3 separate regions of the Homo sapiens genome follow, and all the other regions are linked to region 2. The links are chromatin contacts, found by Hi-C or POLR2A ChIA-PET in ENCODE. All regions are on one chromosome and are shown on one strand. The core of a region is the stretch at or near the end of the contact, and the rest is flanking DNA. Distances in the headings are between cores, read along the strand shown. Region 1 overlaps LOC105372924 (a long non-coding RNA gene). Region 2 has its middle 150 kb from the start of LINC02869. Region 3 has its middle 110 kb from the start of LINC02869.

Region 1 (3,537 bases), core at 664-3,163, 45 kb before region 2:
TACACTATTAAAGAAGCAGATCTCGGAGAACTCTATCACAAGAACAGCAAGGGAGAAGTCCACCCCCATGATTCAGTCACTTCTCACCAGGCCCCTCATTCAACACTGGGAATTAAAATTCGACATGAGATACCATGTCAATATATGGTATAAAATCTAAGATGTTGCCACTTCTGTGCCATGTTGCAACTCTTCTTGGTGGCCTTAAAATCTGAATGTTGAACAGCTTTATATCAGTGGTATCTTGAGAAACTGAGAACCACATTGATGTAGGGCTGGAAAAAAATTGCTTGAGAAGATGAGACACAGAAGAGACTGAGAAGTCAGTGGAAGCGAGACATTATAGGTAATGGTGATCAAAGGACACATAGACCCTTAAAGACCTCTGAGGTATGCTGAGGAAGGGTACTAGACCTTGTACTATATGCAAGATGGGGATTCAAGACAGTTTTCTCAATTCTTGAAAAATAGCCTCAGAATGTTGGGAGATGAGATCAGACAGATGACAGACACTTAAATTACATCCTTCCCTGTCATTTAAATCCTCCTTGCATTTCAGCCTTCAATTCAAATGTCACTTCCTTCATAAAGTGGCACAAAATGTGGCATCTGGACTCTTGGATCAGCATGAAAGGGGATACTTTGGGGGTTTTCTACCAAGTTCCATGGACAGGATGCCTGGTCTGTAATGGGTAGCCCTACACGGCAAATATGGCATTCAGCTTTGCATCATTATAAATTAAAAATGCAATTTATGAAACGAGTCTTTTGCTAAGGATAGGTTGGTTTATGAAGTACCATCATGGCCTATCATCAGAAGGTCTCAAAATGGCCATGCCTTTATCTTATTATTTTCTTTCAGTATAAATTTGAACTTTCATTGTACCAATGGGTATAATAAATACCTCCCATCTGAGGGTGTACTAGCCTAAATCAGTGTCAGAAAGATGACCTCAAATTCCTAGAGCCTCTACCATAGATGTGAAATTCTAAATACAAAGTTTCTGGGTTTTTTTCCCCCCCTTTCAGGAAAGAACTCCCATTTCACTTTCCTCAGCAGTGGAATAAGTGGCTCAAAACAGCAACTACTGATGAAAACTCAATTTCCAAATACATTCCATGGCTTATTTGTGGACGGAAATGTTCTTTACCTTTTGAACTTTCAGATAGCTGGCAAAAGTAAATGCGCAAGCCTTTTTTTGTTGTTGTTAATTAAACAGGAAAAAATATCACACCCTGGCTTGGCTAGTAACCAAAGTCAGGGGTTTCTGAAGAATCACTTCACAGATGGGAGGCTGGATGACAGATACAAAGACCAGGCATGGTGCTCATAAAGGTGACACTCTTGGTATCTTCCTAGAAACCAGCAGAAGCCAGAGCTTCTGGAAGGGAGTGATGAGGAGGAGTGTAAACGATTCATTTACTCTGTGTATCATAACCTTGCACCTTATTGACTATAAATCAGAATCGTTTGAAAAATCACCACATCCCTTTTCTGTCTGGGCCTGTGAAATTGCTTCCTTTAATCCAGCAGAGAGATGCCTGTGGTTTCAGAGCTCTGGGATGTTCCATTCCATGTGCCACATGCATGTGGTTAGTTAATGACCTGGGTGTCTACTGAGGTTTGTGACCACGGATTGTTGCAAAGCTCTACCTGACTCCATTCTTCTCCTGGAGAAGATGAGAACATTCTTACCATATTAGTCATGCCAAGCCTCCACTTTTTTTGAATACACAGGAAATGTTTCTCTCCAACAGCACATAATTTGGCCAATAGCAGCTTCCTAGGTTCGGAGCAACTTCACCACCTATCATGAGTTCTCCAAGATAAAGTTTGTAGTAACAGTTTTAGCGGTGGAAATGTCACCAAGTTGCATAAACTCAAGACATGCTTTGGCATTCAGTCACTCTGCAAATATTTATTGAACAGAGTTCACTGGGGTCAATAGGATGAAGTGGATAGCAGTTATTTCTCCTCCCTAGAATTTCCCCATGACACACACCAAGTCACACAGGCACTATTTTGTTCTTAAAGGAGTATTTTAATATTGAATTATGGGCAGCAGTGCGAGCAGCACCACTCTTCTTATATTAAAGAGATGAAGATTAGAATGGCCACAAAGTTGGACATGAGATCCAGATGGTGCTATTTGGGGGCTGAAATGTACCCCCATGGCATCAGGACAAACAACTGCCAAAGCCAAGCTCCCAGTGCTAATGAATTTGTAAACAAGATCATGCACAGTCCTCCTAATTAATATTTTGTCATTTGGAACCTGACTATAGCCTGCCAGACAGGAAATCCAAGTCTGAAGCCATCTACATAATTCAAAAGAGCCAGTTAAAAAAACAGAAGGTAGAGGAAAGAGGTGTCATAGTCCACACAAAGCCAGTCAGTTTGTTACTGGGTAAAAATTGGTGAGTCATCTGTGACGGTCAGTTTTAGGTGTCAACTTGGCCAGGCTATGGTACCCAGTTATTCAGGCAGACACTAATCGAGGTGATGCTATAAAGCTATATGGTAGATATGATGCTGTAAATGTATTTGGTAGTCATCTACACTCAAGTTGACTTTATGTGAATGAAATTATCCTAGATTTTCTGGGTGGAAATGATCCAATTAGTTGAAAGGCCTTAAGAACAGCACTGAGGTCTCTCTGAAGAAGTTCTACCTGTGGACTGGAGCATCAGCTCCTGCTCAGGAGTTTCTAGCTTGCTCTATGGATTTAGAACTTGGAAATTTTTCTGTTTTGTTCACTATTGTATCCCTAGTACCGGCCCAATAGGCAATCCATTAATATCTATTGAATGAATGAATACATGAGCTTAATTCCATGGTAAAGTCAGCCAAGTATGTGAGGTGGTATTATTTAGATAAAACAGTTGACGTCCTAAATTTTAATTTTCTGCCAGTTTCCCCCGCTCTCACACACACACACACAGATACTCTCTCAAATGTACTCACTTGTGATCAAACCTTGTTCAGTCTTTCTCCCCCTCTACTTTTCTGCACAGTGGACATATTGGTCACATTTTCCCTATTGAGAACCTCTCTTCTTTCATAATTCTGTGCTGCTCATCCAACAAACTCCATCTCTACAGTTACCTTTTCTATGAATTATTCTAAGATTTCCTTAATAGAAGTTGTCTTGGTATCTCCTGAAAGCCTCAAAGCATGTGTCATCTCTGCTGTTCATGGGACACATAGCATTGATTGCCTCCTTCTGCAACTACATATCTAATAGATTGCTGCAAAAGTAATTGCAGCTTTTGCATTAAAAGTAGTGGCAAAACTGCAATGACTTTTGCACCAACCTAATAAACGCCAATGCATTCTGAGGAGATCATCTGTGCCCTATGCATTCCTGACTCCCTGCAGCAGCTGGCACAGTGTTCCATAATGGCAGATTTCTAATTCATATTTGCTGGAGAAATGAGTAGATATATATCCTTAGTTACCTGCTTTTTCAGTGAAATGAAGGAAGAAGAGTAAAAAGAATCAAGATGCTGAAAAAACTGAGAAACAGAGAGAGGAGA
Region 2 (3,682 bases), core at 519-3,018:
TCATTGCCAAGAATAGAATAATATGTGGCTGAGAACTTTTTGGTTTGCCATGAACCATAAACATAGACTTCAAATGACAGAGGTCTGGACTCATTTATTTTTCTGATTATGAAACTGCCTTATTTAGTTGTGGTGAATTGAGTGGCCTATTGATCCTGGGGACATCAGAAAAAAATTCATCAAAAGCAAATTATGACAGATACATTCAGAGTAGGGGAAGGGAACAAATAGTAGAATAACCCTGAAAACACTTACTACATACATGTGGGAAATAACATACACTACAAATTGTTATTAGCTGATGAATGTGACTACACGTAAATGTAGATCTCGATACTGAAACCAGTTTGTTTGCAATTTGACAGAAGAAGATTATACTTCCCTAAAAGAAAAGTGAATTTTAGATATTTAAAAGATGGGTGGTTAAAACAAAATATTTTACTGATTAACAGGGAAATTCGTAAATTTCCTGAATTTACTGGGAAAGTTTTAATTTTAAATTCAATAATAATTAGCCATTTTATCTTTTTTAGTGAATATTATTTTTGTAAACCTTGAATCTGGCATTCTTCAAACCTGGCATTGGGCATCACCTGGATTTGAAAAAGCAGCAGCTAGTCTGTAGACAGGCCAGTTTCTACACTTACCACAACCTACTTAAAGCTTGTCAATCGGTGAAAATATCAACCTCTTACGAAGATGAATTTAGTTCGGAAAATTCTCTTTTAGTCATAGCAATGGTATTAAATCATCTAAACTGTTTCTAATTTATATTTAATCTCTAGGTTTTAAGGCATTCATTTACCATCAGAAGGGTTTAACTAATTCCTCTGTCTGTCCTTTACCCGTTACATGGCTTCATGACCTCTTCAGAAGCACATTGGCTTCACAAGTCCAGAGCCTATCAGAACCACCAACAATGCTGGGTTCCAAATGCAGTAGACACTAGAAACTGTTCCTAGAATAAATGAGGCATGGAGAAAAATGTAATAGGTTTGTTTCTTTGAATGTCCGCTGTGATAGCTTTTCAGACCAAACAATAGACCCTAAAGCTTTTATTCTAAACCAGGGTCTCTCAAACTCTGCACTATCTGCATTTTAATCCAGATTATTCTTTGTTGTCGGGGACTGCCTTCTATATAATAGAATGTTTTGCAACATCCGTGGCCTGTATTCACTAGGTGTCAGATACATCCACTGCCCTGAAGGGATGACAGCAAAAAATGTTTCTAGCTGTTGGCAAATGTCTGCTGGGGGAGCAAAATTTATCCCTATTTGAGACCCACTGGTCTCAAAGGTTTGGATGATAGTAGTGTTTAGAAATCAGGAGAGAATATTTTTAATCATACTGAGAGCATTTTTACCTATGGAATTATGTAATCTTTCTACAGCTACTTGGTTCAATTGATTAGAAATGAGAATAAGGTTAAGGCATTCTCCTTAAAATAACCTCAGCACTCTGTTAAATACATCTGATGCATTATTGCATTTAATCCTTGCAACAACTTTATGTAACCAACTTGCAAGATGAAGGGGAGATTTGAAAATAAAAAGTCTACCAAAGATCCAATGGCAATCCCCAAATTTAACACCAATTCTTCTTAACTAAAGTAGATACTCTTGATCACTTCATTACCCTTTTAAAAGCCCATTAGATAGACTCTGTTGCAGTTATAGACTACTCCCAATTCTAGATGCAATTCCTGGTCATAAGGGACCCTGATTAAGAGTATGGATGACTCAGCGTCAATGCATTCCCATTACAGGAAAAACATCTCAAGGGCTGTGATTTAGTGAAGGTGAGTCATTAGAGTCATAAAAAAAGAACAAAATCTGTATTTTACAGTGACACAAAATGAATCTCTACAATTATTCCATCTCAGATGACACTCTAGTTTATGGACCCTATCAGAAGGGTAACATTGGAAGAGAATTGTAGGATAACAGTGGGACTTTCTCCAAGAAAATGTGAAATAGAATCAAAAGGAAAGGGAGTGCTGTCACCTTCACATTTGACACTCATAGGCTGTGCTAAGGAAAGCATTTCTGGCATATTTTTAACCTTATTAAGGAAAGTGGACCCTGCTGGGTCACATGGACAAGTTTCCAATCCAATAAGAGTCAGAAATGCAAAAGAAAAATACCCTGGGAAAGTTTTCTCCTGCTTATATGTAGCAGAGACTATAGTGCATTCCCCTGTCCAGCCTATAATTAAGATGAAAGGCATGTGCCCCTCCAATTTGCCATCCAGTGGCATGGTTAACATTCCATCCTGGCTGCAGTGGCCTGATTTGTCTAATGCAACACATTTTTTCAGGAAAGAAAGAAAATAAAGTAAAACACACATTTTACTCTTAAGTGTTTCATAGGATGAGCTATTTCAGTTTCAACTATTTTTAACTCTGTTAAAAGAAAACATTTTTGAATTGAACGTTTCTTACAAGAACACAAATTTAAGGCTGCCTGTCTTAAAGTCTAGCTGTCTTGTTTGCTTAAGATGCTGCCTATTTTGTTGCTGCCATTGCCTGTGACGGGTCAGGCTAAAAAGGTTTGGACAGTGTGGTATGTGCTCAGAAGGCCAGATATTTTCCTCAGCCTCTTGGGGTATCAAAACTTGGCCAAAAAACCTTTGAGAAGAAGGCTGTTTGTGAAAACTCTAATACTTTTGAATTCCACCCAGACTGAAAATGGCATGAGAACAGTCTTTTTTCATAGAAAAGCCTCTCTTCCTACCTCTCCTTAAGCCCTTATAGCCCAAGCAGTCAAAAAATAATAAAGCATATCTGGACTGTGATCTTGATCTTAATCTACATAAACACATATAGAATTTTTTCAAAAATTTATATAAATTCTACACAACTATATATATGCACTCACAATTTACATATTTCTGGAATTTATACAGATACATATATTCATACAGCTATAAATGTCTGAATTCTGCTTTTGATCTTCTGGAAGGATTATCAGTGAATTGTCACTTATAATGTAACATTTTTTAATAGATTTCATTTCACTTACAGACTGATATTATTTGAAATATAATTATACCATAATTCCTCATGGTGATATGGAGTCAAAGCACACACTCATAGACCATTTTTTGTCTATAGAAATCACTTTTTGGAAGGTTCAGAAACTTATGGGTCTGACAAAATTAAGTCATTTCCATGGTAGCCACATTTTATCACCCCAAGGAGAATTCACATCAATGAATAGGTGAATCATTTCAAATCTTCCCAGCTGAAAAATTCAGACCAAAGTTTTAAAGTTTGGACTCTCATAGAAGGTGTGGAATAAATAGATGAATCTGCCTCATGCATGTTAATATCTTTCTTACTAATTGCAGGCCCAGTAAGACATCTTGCAGATGTATCCAATCCTGCACCTAAACTTAATGCCTACGGCCTTTTTACCAAGCAAACCCCTATTTTTTTTTGTTCAGGTCAATATACAAAAGGCAACGAGTTTCCTAGCACCACCCAGTCAGCTAGTCATTCGGCTACATTTTAGCCTCTCTTTAAAAGTTCTCTCCTGCCAGCTCACCCCACTCAGCTCACCCCTGAATGAGTCATGAGGCTTTTGATCACTCACGTCGTCTAAGGTTCTGCAAAGCCTGTGGTTCTGTGGTCCTGCTCAAAGACCACCAAACAGAATTACTCTGCCATGAGTTGCTACGAGT
Region 3 (3,835 bases), core at 890-3,389, 40 kb after region 2:
AAGCCACTAAATTTGGGGGAAATTTATTATATATCAATAAATAATCAGAGGCCAAGCACGGTGGCTCACTCCTGTAATCCCAGCACTTTGGGACGCCGAGGCGGGCGGATCACGAGGTCAGGAGATCGAGACCAACCTGGCTAACATGGTGAAACCCCGTCTCTACTAAAAATACAAAAAATATTAGCCGGGCGTGGTGGCAGGCACCTGTAGTCCCAGCTACTTGGGAAACTGAGGCAGGAGAATGGTGGGAACCCTGGAGGCAGAGCTTGCAGTGAGCCGAGATCGCACCACTGCCCTCCAGCCTGGGCGACAGAGCGAGACTCCATCTCAAATAAATAAATAAATAAATAATCAGAGTAGCCACTGACCTGTTAATCTAATTGAATAGCTTGTTAATTTGTTTTACAGAATATGCACAGAAAAATATTATAAATAATGTAGATTCAATCAGAGACATCAGGTCATTTTTCTAACTTTTTATTAAAACCGTGTGCTTCCTTACATTTCTAATATTGCTACAATTGCACTGTAAGGGGAATAAAGGCTTATTTTATGATTTTTTTCCTTTAGCATTTCCTTCTCCCTCTTCAATTATATTAATTGTTTTATCCTTTAAACTTCAATTCAAGTTTCTGGTCACCTTAGCCCTCTGGGACTGCTCCTTCTTTCGAACTTCTCTGCACTTCTGACTGCAACATTTACTTGGCATTTAGAAACTATCTTGTGTGTGTGTTTGTGTGTGTATGTGTGTGTACAAGTCCTTCTTAAGTAGATTATAAATTGATTGATGTCAAAAGCCACATTTCACACTTTTTATGCCATAATACCCCATTAAACTATAGCATAGCATTTTTCATAATTCCATGCTTAATTTACTGGATTTATCATTTGGATAGCCAGTTGTTTTTTTTTTTCAAGCATCATCATTAATGATCACCAGTCAACTTGATTCAGTCATTTGAAAAGCCAGATTTCTATGCATAAACCTGTGTATTTGTAAAGTCAAAATAATTCATTTAAAAGTTACAATTTAACTGCTAGTGATTGTCATTTTGGAGATGGGAAAATAAATAGTGTTTAACTAAAGCTAGTCCTTGAGTTTTTCTCACATATATGAAAGTCATTTTAACCAAAGGAACTAATGTAATTTATATTTATAGTCACAGTCTAATGTACAGCTGATTAAGAAAGTTAGTCTTCAATTGAGGCTATAAAAAATTTTTCTCTTGTTAAAGAATCTTACTGCTTAAGTAATCTTTTGTTTGTTTGTTTGTTTGTTTGTTTGTTTGTTTGTTTTTGTGACGGAGTCTCGCTCTGTCGCCCAGGCTGGAGTGCAGTGGCTCAATCTCGTCTCACTGCAAGCTCCGCCTCCCAGGTTCACGCCATTCTCCTGCCTCAGCCTCCCGAGTAGCTGGGACTACAGGCGCCTGCCACCACTCCCGCCTAATTTTTTTTGTATTTCTAGTAGAGACGGGGTTTCACCCTGTTAGCCAGGATGGTCTCCATCTCCTGACCACGTGATCCACCCGCCTCGGCCTCCCAAAGTGCTGGGATTACAGGCGTGAGCCACCGCGCCCAGCCTACTTACGTAATTCTTATCATCAATGAATCTCACTTAGGTTATGAACAACATCAAGATTAAATTGGATTCAAATCAGTCACAAAAAAGGTGAAGGTTATTTTCATTTAAGTCAATACAAAAAAATGCATTTTGTTTTCCATATGACTTTGTTAGCCAATCAAGCTAATCAAAGCAAGCATGCTGGGTTTTGTTACAGAATATATAGCTTCAATCCAAAGTAATCTTGAAAAAGCCATCACTCGCAATGGTTATTTGCTGATCTGCAGGCAGAAGGATCAGCTGACTGCCTGAATTTTTTACTTTTCAGCTAGCTGATTTTATAGAGTTTGTTCCACTCAAGATGGCTTTATAATAAAAGCAAATGTGAGAAAGTCCTCAGTTGACATGCTGGGGATATTGACTTGGTGCCTACAACAGCAGCAGTGACCTTTGGGCAGGCCTGCCCTCACGATCAGAACCTCCCACCCAGGACCCTTCACTGTGAACCCAGAGTCACCCTGGAAGTGGAAAGATGACCCCAGCTCCCAGGTGGAAAGCAAAAGGCAGTGACTAGGAGAACAGAAGGTCCTCAGTGAAAAGGCTTAGTCACACTCAATGTCAACAATATGGGAGCCAAAACAAAGTCATATTAGAAAATAAAAAAGGAAGTGAGCAGTAATAGAAAGTTATGAAAGTCCCACCAGTTTTGTCTTTTCTTCCATTGGAATCCATGTGATATCTAACTAGGGTGGTTATGATAGCCACTTATAGATTCTATTTAAAAGAATTATGTGTTGGCATACTCATATAAATAAATGTACAGTTATAATCACTTAGAATAAATATAGTCTTAACGTGAAACAGAGGATTGATACTTTCATCTCATGTTTGTAGTCTTTCATTAATCAGGGTATTGACAGTGATGTTTGAAAGAAAAGTTATATGACCACCCAGGATAAGAAATATCAATGTAAATAATCTTTGTCTTGTCAGTGAATTTTTCAAGTATCAGCTTGTAATCACCAATCCTATCTTCTACTTATGAAAGATTTCAGAATTGCTTTAAAGGTAAAACAGAGGCAAGTCATTGATTTTTATCAGCGCTCAACAGATTTACCTAAAAGATGCATAGATTGTCATGCAAAATCTGAAATATTGGCTCATATTTTTAGGCCTCTATAAGTGGAATAATTGTTGGAATGCAAAGTGGTTACCTTCCAGAAAAGAGCCTCACTGAGCACCTAATCCAGATGAATTAAACTGAAAAAATTGACTCAAACTGAATTGAATTGAATCCTATCGAAAACACCAGCAGAAAAAGAAAGAGTGAGACCACATCACAGCTGCTTATCAGAAAATAATGGCAAGTTGCAATGTCAACAAGATATTATTATTCAAAACCATCAACAAATCAACATTCACAGGGTAGGAGAGAGGGGCAACAGAAAAATAACCCACTCAAAAATATCTCCCTCAAAAATATCTTAAACCCTACTGTTAATTAATGAGTCAGGACTGTTGATTCCAAGTATCAAAAAAAACTTAAGTCGACCTAGTTCAAGCTCCACCCCAACTGCCAAAAAAGTAGGGTGGAAATTGGTGCCTTACAGTTCACCATAACTGAGATGCCTGCCTATCCCAATTCACACGTCTATTCCTGGCACTGATGGGAGAAATGTGGTTCTACATAAGGAAGGGATTATGTGAATAACACATACACACCACACACGTGAGTGCACACACACACACATGCACACATACACACACCATTTGCACAGTATGTTTAAATCTAATTTCAGTTGTAGTTAATTTGGCTTGAAGGAGTCATAATGTCAAACCAGAGCTGTCTCTCCATCTCACAGCTCTTCTCACTATGTGTTGACTTTATCATTATTGTTTTTTGACTGCAGAGGAGCTTCTTCTACAGGCCAACAATGATTGTCCAGGCACTTCATCCTCATAATTACCTGTTTTAGCAATCCCAACAGAAAGAACAATTCTTTTCCTCCATCCCTGTATTGATTCCAAGAAAGGACTTTGGGCTTAGATGGCTCAAGCACAGAAACCTTGAGCTAATTTTTATTGCCAAAGAGATGAAGCACCCATCATTAGCCCACCTGGCTCACATGCCTCTCCCTGGCATTCTGTAGAAGTACAGCTTCCCAAAGGGAGGAAATTTAAAGACACATACACTAACACTCAAAGCGTTTACCTGCTACAATCCATCATTTATACCTTTGAAATAATTATTGATCTTCTCCTTAGATTTTC

What was found. Hi-C counts contacts between places; a loop is a spot of excess contacts on that map. ChIA-PET counts read pairs that join two places held with the same protein, here RNA polymerase II (POLR2A). Pooled maps may share reads with other maps.
Region 1: a map of PC-9 shows a loop between it and region 2 (9-fold over the local background). The contact joins two enhancer-like sites. A Hi-C loop is called at or near these places in 7 of 168 maps with a recorded cell type or tissue (Caco-2, MCF 10A, PC-3 and 4 more) and 3 of 50 pooled maps. POLR2A ChIA-PET finds 5 or more read pairs at or near these places in 6 of 52 experiments (A549, AG04449, BJ and 3 more).
Region 3: a map of PC-3 shows a loop between it and region 2 (2.7-fold over the local background). The contact joins two enhancer-like sites. A Hi-C loop is called at or near these places in 3 of 168 maps with a recorded cell type or tissue (PC-3, aorta and tibial artery), 1 of 37 single-sample maps with no recorded cell type and 1 of 50 pooled maps. POLR2A ChIA-PET finds 5 or more read pairs at or near these places in 1 of 52 experiments (MCF 10A).

Annotation. Positions count from the first base shown.
Region 1 is chr1:218,704,412-218,707,948 of GRCh38, reverse strand. All of the region lies in intron 3 of LOC105372924 (a long non-coding RNA gene), which reads left to right. Among named protein-coding and RNA genes, the nearest start is that of LINC02869, 200 kb to the right of the region's middle. Within about 2 kb of position 1,913, at least 9 of the 41 ENCODE cell types and tissues checked have a DNase peak (open chromatin) inside an H3K27ac peak, as active enhancers do; they include PC-3, PC-9, endothelial cell of umbilical vein and 1 more, where a contact is called at or near this core.
Region 2 is chr1:218,658,982-218,662,663 of GRCh38, reverse strand. No RefSeq gene overlaps it. Among named protein-coding and RNA genes, the nearest start is that of LINC02869, 150 kb to the right of the region's middle. Within about 2 kb of position 1,768, at least 6 of the 41 ENCODE cell types and tissues checked have a DNase peak (open chromatin) inside an H3K27ac peak, as active enhancers do; they include PC-3, PC-9, endothelial cell of umbilical vein and 1 more, where a contact is called at or near this core.
Region 3 is chr1:218,619,480-218,623,314 of GRCh38, reverse strand. No RefSeq gene overlaps it. Among named protein-coding and RNA genes, the nearest start is that of LINC02869, 110 kb to the right of the region's middle. RefSeq lists an enhancer at 951-1,450. Within about 2 kb of position 2,139, at least 4 of the 41 ENCODE cell types and tissues checked have a DNase peak (open chromatin) inside an H3K27ac peak, as active enhancers do; they include PC-3, where a contact is called at or near this core.